2 separate regions of the Mus musculus genome follow, and region 2 is linked to region 1. A link is a contact called in ENCODE Hi-C data. All regions are on one chromosome and are shown on one strand. Each heading gives the region's core, a stretch centred on a gene start or an enhancer-like site at or near the end of the contact. The rest is flanking DNA. Distances are from core to core; before and after follow the strand shown.

Region 1 (4,625 bases), core at 1,068-3,567:
AATAAGTCTTTCTTGGATGTCAATTTTATCTATCACAAGAACTGGCCTGTCAATAATAAGATCATGTGAAGGCTATGTTAAGTCAAATGATTTGAGGTCTCCATATCCACAGTTGCTGAAACAGCCAACAGTTTTCACCTTTGTTTGTTTAATGTATCTGGACCTACTGGGGATTGATACTCATGCCTCATAAACCACTGACAGGCGAGCTGTATCCCAGTCCTAATCTGTTCTATGTTAACTAGCTTTTCCCTTTCTCGATCGTCTTGATGTAAGCCACGCTCCTAGGCTGCTCAGCTTTGAGCCTCCCAGGCCACTGTATCTATCACTAGGGAATAACAAGGATTGGCACTCACTCACTGCTTCTCAAGCAGGCTTTGAATAGCTCCTGCCCACAGCTGGAACTTTCCATGGCCTACTCCACACTGCTTTCCTTAACCTAGTTCTTAGCCTTTGGACTGCACCTCCGACAATACTTTCCCCAAGACACTTCCCTTTCTCCTCATGTGTCCAGACAGTACTTTACATTTTTTATCCTAACTGTTAACTCTCACTAGACTGAAGCTTGTGAGAACAGAATCATGAAAGTAGTCATTTGGAACACTTGAAACACAATAGACATTTAAATATTCATTTGCAAAATAAATAATTTATTACTGTTGTTGCTTTGTTTTGTTTTTGTTTTTCCTTTTTTGAGACAGGCCTTCTCTATGTAGCCCTGGCTGGCCTTGAACTCAGTGAGATTTGCCTGTCTCTGCGGGGATTAAAACCTGTAAGCTGCCATCACCACACAGGGCTGAATAAACAATTTTAAACAAATATTTCAGTCCCAACTAAGCTGTTGAGATCAAAGGCATGTCATGTATTGAAACTCACCTTTTGTCTGAACCCATCGTCTCACGGAAGAGCTAGCACACTGCTTCAAAAGGCTTAAATTTTCCCCTAGGGGTGGGAAAGAGAAAAATTGCAAATTTCAGAGATCACTTAATTCAAGAACCCTACAAACTGGGATAGAAACTGTGGCTAATACTTAACAATGACTAAAAAGAGGAAGGAAAAGGAGGCTGTCAACACTAAGTCATAATTGTGTTAAGAAGCAGGAAGATGAAGGTCACTTTAACATATTAAGATCATATATTCAATAAGAAACTCAAGAAGGGTGAAGGCTTTAGACACCTTGGACACTCCCACTACAATTACAAAGCAAAAAGCTCCTGATTTTCATAACCAAAGCAACGCTATTTATTGAGATGGACAATGATTAAAGCATTCATCCAACTGTCTTCGTTAATATAAAATTCAACACTAAAATTGTAACACGATCTCAAATTTTTCTGACAAAAACTTAGAAGCTGGAATGCTGATCTGATTGAAATTTACATATATAACACATCGCCTGATCTCAATTTATTTCAGTAAGACAAGACCAAACCTTGACTCGGCTTAATATCTGTGTATCAATAACACCTATGTCTTGGACCAGCCCTGATCGACAACAGGCCACCGAGTGACCCACAGCCTTTCCCCGGCCGATTGGCCGTAATAAAACATCACACAGCTATGATGCCTGTGATGTCCCAGAAACTATAGTTACTGCCATTTCTAGAATCTGGTCTTTTAAAGCAAGCACTTAACAAACATTCGTTGACTTAAAAAATAAGAGACATCTAGTGGGTCAAGTTCCGGGGTCGAACGGCTACGGCTGTCCCTTGTTTTCGCCCGAGATGCCCGCACCCACCTCCCAGGGAGGTTGCCCATGCCCACCTCCGCGGGGTATCGCAGCCGAGATGGCGGCGCAACTGAATCCGGCATTCAGTCCATCTTTCTTATCTTCCATCCATCCCTCCCCACACCCATTCCCAACCACCTTTCGCACAGCGAGATTCAGTTGGAGACTCAGGGCGATGATGGCTTAAGAGACTGCCAGGCGCTCCACAGCTCCGCACGACAGGGGATTCGGGACAACGTCCCAGCAAGAGACAAACAACTCCAAAGAGGCGGGTCGAGGACCGGGCTAGGGGGCAACCTATGAAAGCCAGCAGAGCCAGAGGCGAGGAGGGGCGCGGCCCTCAAGCGCTTGCTTAGTTTAGTCTCTTCAAAGACTCGGCTGAGCGGTCACCTCTGGCGGCTGACAGGCAGACTTAAGGGACAGCACCAATTGCAAAATCACTGGGGTGTAATGGACGGCAGCCGCACTCACCCCCACAGAGGGAACAAAGCAGGAGCAGTAGCGGCTCTGCGCCCCAGAACCTCCTACAAGGTTCGGCCGCTCCACAAAATGGCGTCTCCACCGACCGTCTTCTCCTACCCACAGTCCCTCGCGCGTCGACCTTCCCCCACCTCCCATCCTACCCGCCTCTCCAGAGGCGTCCAATCAGCGAGGGTGCCGGTCTGCGCGAGGGCTGCCGGGAAGTGTGGTCGCCCAGGCAGCCTGTCACTATACCCTGCGTTAATTTTTTTGCGTATTTCATCTGCTCCATGACAAAGCTGCCATTCAGCTTCTGAGAACCCGGATGTGAACTTTACCAGCGCTTGACACACTGTAAAACGTATAATCCAGTTCGTAGAGAAGGCATACTACGGATTACTTCCCTAGTCGTTTTACAAACATACAGAGCTAATAATTCGGTAAACTGGAAACTGAACTAGCTTGTTTTCAGAAGCCATGCCAGCACTAGAATATGAACTCCAGAACAATAGGGATATTTTGTTGTAAGACCCTGCCACAAGCAAACAAAACAACAATAAAACCAAGCCTGTGAGATAGCCTCATCAGGTAAGGCTTACTGCCAAGCCTAAAACCCTGAGTTCCATCCCTGCAATTCACAGGATGGAAAGAGAACCACGCATGAGAGTAGTCTTCTGATGTGGCAAACATGGATGTGTGTTCAAATACACCAACAATAAGTAAATGCAAAGCAGCCCAAATTCAAACCAAATCATCACCCAACTACACATTAAAAAAAAAAATCCAACAAAACAGACAAAACCCTAGAGGTTCCCCCCCCCCCTCTCTCTGCTTTTTGTGGAGATATTGTCATCCAGTTGCCATAACTTGTCCTCTGCATATGTAGTTATTAGGGAGCAGATTTCCCTCATTTTTTTTTTTAATTTTTCTTCCCTTCCCTCCCTTTTGTTTTCTTTAGAAAGGGTCTCTATAGTTCTGGTTAGCCTGGAATTCACAATGTAGACTGACCAAGATCCATCTCCTTAGTGTGGGACTGTTTCTGACCCTCCAGTTTTCACCTCCTTCTGGGATTACAAGTCTGATAAGAATAACGGTGTGCAGGAATTAGGGTGACTGAAACTGGCTAGAAATGCCTGATAACACAGCTGAAGGAACACATACTCAACATCTTTCTTTTGTATCTATGTATTCTCAGTATACAATTATGTAAATGTTAAGATATGCCCAATTATGGTTGAGTATATATAACACACTTAACCGCAGAAAATATACATTTGTCTGCAGATCATAGAAACCACTTATAGCAGGGTGTGGTGATCCATGCCTATAATCCCAGAGGTAATTGGATCTCTGAGTTCAAGGCCAGCCTGGTCTAAAAAGGTGAGTTCCAGGAAAGCCAGGGTGATATAAAGAACTCACTCACTGGTTGCTGGGATTAAAGGTGAGCCACCATGCTGCCAATTCAATTTTAAACTCAAAAGCTACTCCCCTATCCCTAGACAGATTCCATCCAGGGATGAATGGCATCCTCTCAATTGTGTCTGTCTGTTGAGTAGAATTGTTTTTGTGAGTAGATGGACTATATATCCTAGGCTATCTGGTAGTCGATGTACCAAAGACAATGGAAATTGTTCTAATTTAAGCAACACAAAAAAGCAAATATATTATTGAACAAAGTTTTAATAAAATAATCTTAAGTCTTTCATTTTAAAAACTTAAAAGCTGGAGATGGAGTGCTTGCTGCTCTATCAGGGAATCCAAATTTGGTTCCCAGCACTCGTATCAGGTAGCACACAAGCCTATATAATACCACCTCCAGGGATCCCATGCCGTCTTCTGGCCCTAAATGCACCTAAACTACACGCAGAGACAAATAAAAATAGTAAGCCGGGCGCAGTGGCGCACGCCTTTAATCCCAGCACTTGGGAGGCAGAGGCAGGCGGATTTCTGAGTTTGAGGCCAGCCTGGTCTACAAAGTGAGTTCCAGGACAGCCAGGGCTACACAGAGAAACCCTGTCTCGAAAAAACCAACCTAACCCAGTGACATAATCACTTTCATGAGTCTTTTAAAACCAACCCAACCAATCACCTCTCTGATTATGTGGCAAAAAAATAAACGATTAAATGTTTTGTCCCAGTATTGGAACTACTGCTATAGAAAAAAAGTGAAAGACATCTTTGCTTTGAGGCAATTGTAGGACTTTGTTTTCCCTATAGCCTTGAGGTGGTCAAAGAGCTTCTGAGTCTTTAATTAGTGAACCTACAATGGAGGTGTGCTTTACCTTAACAGTTACCAACACCCACAGGTCAGAGAGACTCCTTTCCCTGCTGAGATCAATGTGGTTCTTCCATGCCTGCTTTAGCACAGCTGAGCATTTCAGCATTAACTCAGATGCCTACATGATGGCATGCCTGTTCTACTTACTTTCCTTCTCTC
Region 2 (4,625 bases), core at 1,160-3,659, 790 kb after region 1:
ATACACAACACTATAGTATAAATGGATCATGAACTCCACTAGCCACTTCTTTTGAGACATTGTTTCTTCTATGTAGCTTTGGGTGGCCTATAAATCATTCTGTAACTAGGCTGGCCTCACACAAGAGATCTGTCTGCCTTTGACAGACAGTACTGAGGTTAAAAGTGTGCATCACCACAGCAGGCTCTGACGTAACTTCACAGAGGGTATACAGGTACAAAGGCTTTTTTCTTTACTTTCTTTCTTTTTTATAGTATAGAATAGAGTTTATTAAGGGCAAAGGGGGGGAGTCAAGAGGATAGTAGTGGCAGAAAAGGCAGAGAGGGGGAGAGAATAGAGAAGTAGAGGCCAGCCATGAGCATGTGGAGAGAAGGGGGGAAGGGAATAGGGAAGAGAGGGGGAAGGGAATAGCCCAAGAGGGCAAGAGAGAAGCAAGAGCAGCTTTTTTCTTTTAAAATCACACGGTGGACATTGTCACTGGCTCAAAGTTTATTGCTGGTGCCATCAGCATAGGGGTGTTGGGGTTCCTTTAGGTTTCTGATTGTATTCTTGTCATAGCAGGTTGGTACATCCTCTTCCTATCAATGTCAGAACAGCTTTTGTGGCTATGGGTCTTTGTACTTTCATTAGAATAAAACCTTCAGTGAGTTCGTCACTCTTCTATAAGTGATGAACAATTTCCCAATGCACTTGCATTGCTATTTCATGTCTGCTGCTTGAAAAGCCCATAACCATACTTTACATCCAAGAGTTTTCCCTTTTCTGGACATTACTAGCAGCTCCAATAAAGCATATTTAGATCGCCTACCTTTGTCCTCAGCTATTTCCTCTGTCGCTCTTACCTAGTATCAGTTCTTACATATTTTTATAACATGTCAGGAACCCTGCCCACTTAATTAACATCTGTACCTAATATAAAGCTGACACATGTTCCTTAAATTTTGAGTGGATGAGGGAATGGCTGTGAGACTGTTGGAGCACGCTGAGTACTGAAGAGGTACTGAGTACTGAAGAGGTACTGAGCCCAGAGAAGGTGGTTATTGGCCTTTGCTGCTGAGTTAAAAACAATGTGGGTAAACAGCTGGAGCTAGGTCTTCTAGATGCTTATCTGCTGCCAATGGGATATAGATAGATTTAAGTAGTTCAACCTGAAATTGTTTGGGAGGCTCAAACAGGAAGGGTTAGAATTATGCTATTACTTACTGAAATTCTTCTTCAGCCCTCAGAGTGTGAAAGGCCGAAATGACACCTTTTACCTGACACCTGAGCCAGTTGTAGCTCCCAACAGCCCAATCTGGTACTCAGTCCAGCCTATCAGCAGAGAACAGATGGGACAGATGCTGACCCGGATCCTGGTTATACGAGAAATCCAAGAAGCCATTGCCGTGGCCAATGCAACCACCATGCACTGAGGTGCCTCAGCTATAGGAAAAAAGATCCAGGAAAAACCAGACAGACTTTCACACTAAAGGAGAGGCCTCCACATTTTTTTTTAATTTGTAGTTATGATGCTTTTCAGGCTACTTCTGTTCAAAATGTAAAAGACGATATTGCCCTCTTTGCATCTTCATAAAATGGGCAGACCCCTGGTTCATAGGGATCTGGGTTTTCTGAGAACCTGGTGTCCTAGGAAGTGGTTGGCTTTTTCTTTTCTCTTTTTTTCTTTTGTCTGGGGCGTGGGGAAAGGAACTTGGACTGTATGGAGAGATACAGACCCTTCCCTTCCTCAGGGAAGATGGAGCTGCTGATGCATCAGCCTGTCACTCGGAATCGGCAAACTTTACTGACCACTCAGAGCCACATTTGTTTTTTGTTTTTTGTTTTTTTTTTTTGTAATGCTCAGACATAAACTTAACATCTTGATGGAAGAAGAATAAGGGGAACTTCAATTATGATTTTTATCCAGACAATTTCTATTACACCCTTCTTTATGACAAGTGACATAAAAGTTAAAGTAAAAACTTTACCATGCGCTTTTTTTTTTTTTTGGCCTAACATTGAGGCCTTAAAAATGAGGCTCCTGTGCCTGATGGAATTCTTGTAACATACACTTGTGTATCATATAAAGATACCACTCTTTCTCTTATGTATTCTTATTCTAGTTGTTTATTAAGAATGACAAGCACGTCTTTTCAACAAGCTACTGGAGAACGTGTCTTTATTTGGGGGAGGAGCTCTGCGGGGGCGGGGGAGTGGAAACAAAACTTAATTGAATGGGCCTGGATCCTGCTGTGGTGGGATGCGGGGAGGGGTGGGACAGGAAACAGGCCTTTGGCCTTGGGCCTGTGAGCTCGATAAGCACGTGGTTACCCAGCTCTGCCAGCTCCGCCTCTATACGGGGCGTGGCCCTCAGTACGCACGCCCTACGCCTGGCGTCATCGACGCACGCAACGTGTGACGGAATAATCTAGTTTATATTGGCGCGGTCCGGACGGCAGAGGCCTCTGCGGCGCGGTCCTCGGAGCGGCGCGGTTCTCGGAGCCACGCGTCTGTCTTCCTCCGTGGTCATGGCGGACTACCTGATTAGCGGAGGCACCTCTTACGTGCCGGACGACGGGCTCACAGCGCAGCAGCTCTTCAACTGCGGGGACGGCCTCACCTACAAGTGCGGGTCTAGGGCACCCATCGGGGCGAGGCGAGGGGCCGCACGCTGGCGAGAAGGCCGGATGAGGGAGGGCTTCATTGAAACTGGTGGGAGCGGATGGGGAACAGAATCCGGGAATTCCTTATCGCCGAAGACTAACTTCGACATATGTGAAGCAGGGGCAGGGGTTTAGAGGGTGATTTCAATAGTATTTAATACTTGAGTCGTGAGACACAGTTCTCTGGATATGTGGAATATGTTAGCGTGCACTAATGACACCTCGGTGGCATCCACCCAGTGACATTTTGCCTGTGTCACACTTGCTGGTACAACTCCCTGCTCAAGAGTTTTATGGGATGATATATGGAGTTGAAGTTTCTTGGTGTCACAAGCCTGAGAGACCTGCTTATTTCCCTCCTACAGTGATTTTCTCATTCTTCCTGGGTATATCGACTTCACTGCAGATCAGGTGGTGAGTAATAAGGCACTGGATTTTTGGTTTGGGGGGTTCCTTTTTTTTTTTTTTTTTTTTCTGAGACAGGGTTTCTCTGTATAGCCCTGGCTGTCCTGGAACTCACTCTGTAGACCAGGCTGGCCTTGAACTCAGAAATCCGCCTGCCTCTGCCTCCCAAGTGCTGGGATTAAAGGCGTGCGCTACTTCTGCCTGGCTCTATTTTGTTTTTGAGACAGCCTGCCTACATTACTTTGGCTGTTCCAGAAGTGGTTTTGTTGACCCTAATTATTAGTGTCAACGCTCAGTCTTGTTTCTGAGTGGGTACTGTTATTACAGTAGGCATGTGCCCCTGTACCCACTCTAGGAACTGGATTGGTAAATATCTAGGAGGGGTAAGATGCTGCTGTTCGTTACTGTGAGCTTACTGCACCAGGCTAGGCTTTGTGGTGAACATGGCAGCTCACCCAGGGCTCCTGGGATGGACCCTGAGGAATAAGCTGTATTTTCCTTTGCTGGTCCTTTTTCTCCTCAGGACTTGACGTCTGCTCTAACTAAGAAGATTACACTAAAGACCCCATTGGTTTCCTCACCCATGGACACTGTCACAGAGGCTGGAATGGCCATCGCGATGGCGGTAAGGCTTGAGCGCCATGGGTGCCATCTTATAGCCAAAGATTGTGTTTCTGTTTTATCACTTACTTGTGTGTTCGTCTTGTAGCTTACAGGAGGTATTGGTTTCATCCACCACAACTGCACACCTGAATTCCAGGCCAATGAAGTTCGGAAAGTGAAGGTTAGAAGGCCAAGCATCATGGCCAAGAGTTGCTGGGAATTAGAGGCGTGGGGTGGAAGTGGAGGGTTTGTTTTGCTAAGCGTCCTTTCTCCTGCTGTGAGCTTCAGCTACTGAGGAGGAAGACCCAAGACCCCATTTCTTAGCTAGAGCACGCACGGTGCTTCCAGACCCCCTATGTCCATGTTTGAGCATTTCATTTCATTTGTTTCCGTGGCTCTGCTATACAGGACACTTAGGCATGGACCTCATCCTTTAGAACAGGGGCCTGATGACAGTGATATCAAAGATACAGTGACCTTCTCACCATTCCTTCCAGAAATACGAACAGGGATTCATCACTGACCCCGTGGTCCTTAGCCCCAAGGATCGTGTACGCGATGTTTTTGAGGCCAAAGCCAGGCATGGCTTCTGTGGTATCCCCATCACAGATACAGGCCGGATGGGGAGTCGATTGGTGGGCATCATCTCCTCAAGGGACATTGATTTCCTCAAGGAGGAAGAGCATGACCGGTTCTTGGAAGAGGTGGGTGCCACTGGCTGAGGAGAAACTAAGGTCTAAGCCCAGACTGGAGGAAGCATGCAGTTTCTTTTTACTTCTATGACACTGCTGACAGTCTCATTTCCTGTCCAAGGAAAATGCTCAGCTATGTTTCTTACTACTTCATGTGATCCCTGCATCCATCCCTTCTTCCTGCTGTGCCTCTGCTGTCTACATGTCTGTAACGTTTGTGCTTCCTTTCTTCGCCATGCTCTTGTGTGGTCCTCTCTAGAGAGGCTGCTCCTGCTGCTGTGTT

Evidence for each region. A loop is a pair of places that touch in the nucleus more often than their neighbours do.
Region 2: a map of T-helper 17 cell shows a loop between it and region 1 (3-fold over the local background). The contact joins the promoter of Impdh2 here to the promoter of Rbm5 in region 1. A Hi-C loop is called at or near these places in 3 of 37 maps with a recorded cell type or tissue (T-helper 17 cell, regulatory T cell and v-Abl transformed pro-B cells).

The regions. Positions count from the first base shown.
Region 1 is chr9:107,768,685-107,773,309 of GRCm38, forward strand. It overlaps Rbm5 (RNA binding motif protein 5), which reads right to left and starts at 2,318. Exons shown (of 25, transcript NM_148930.3): 1 at 2,201-2,318; 2 at 877-942. The coding sequence starts at 893.
Region 2 is chr9:108,558,027-108,562,651 of GRCm38, forward strand. It overlaps Impdh2 (inosine monophosphate dehydrogenase 2), which reads left to right and starts at 2,410. Exons shown (of 14, transcript NM_011830.5): 1 at 2,410-2,605; 2 at 3,008-3,056; 3 at 3,571-3,672; 4 at 3,757-3,831; 5 at 4,148-4,354. The coding sequence starts at 2,508. It overlaps Qrich1 (glutamine-rich 1), which reads left to right. Exons shown (of 10, transcript NM_175143.5): 10 at 1,220-2,141. The coding sequence ends at 1,412.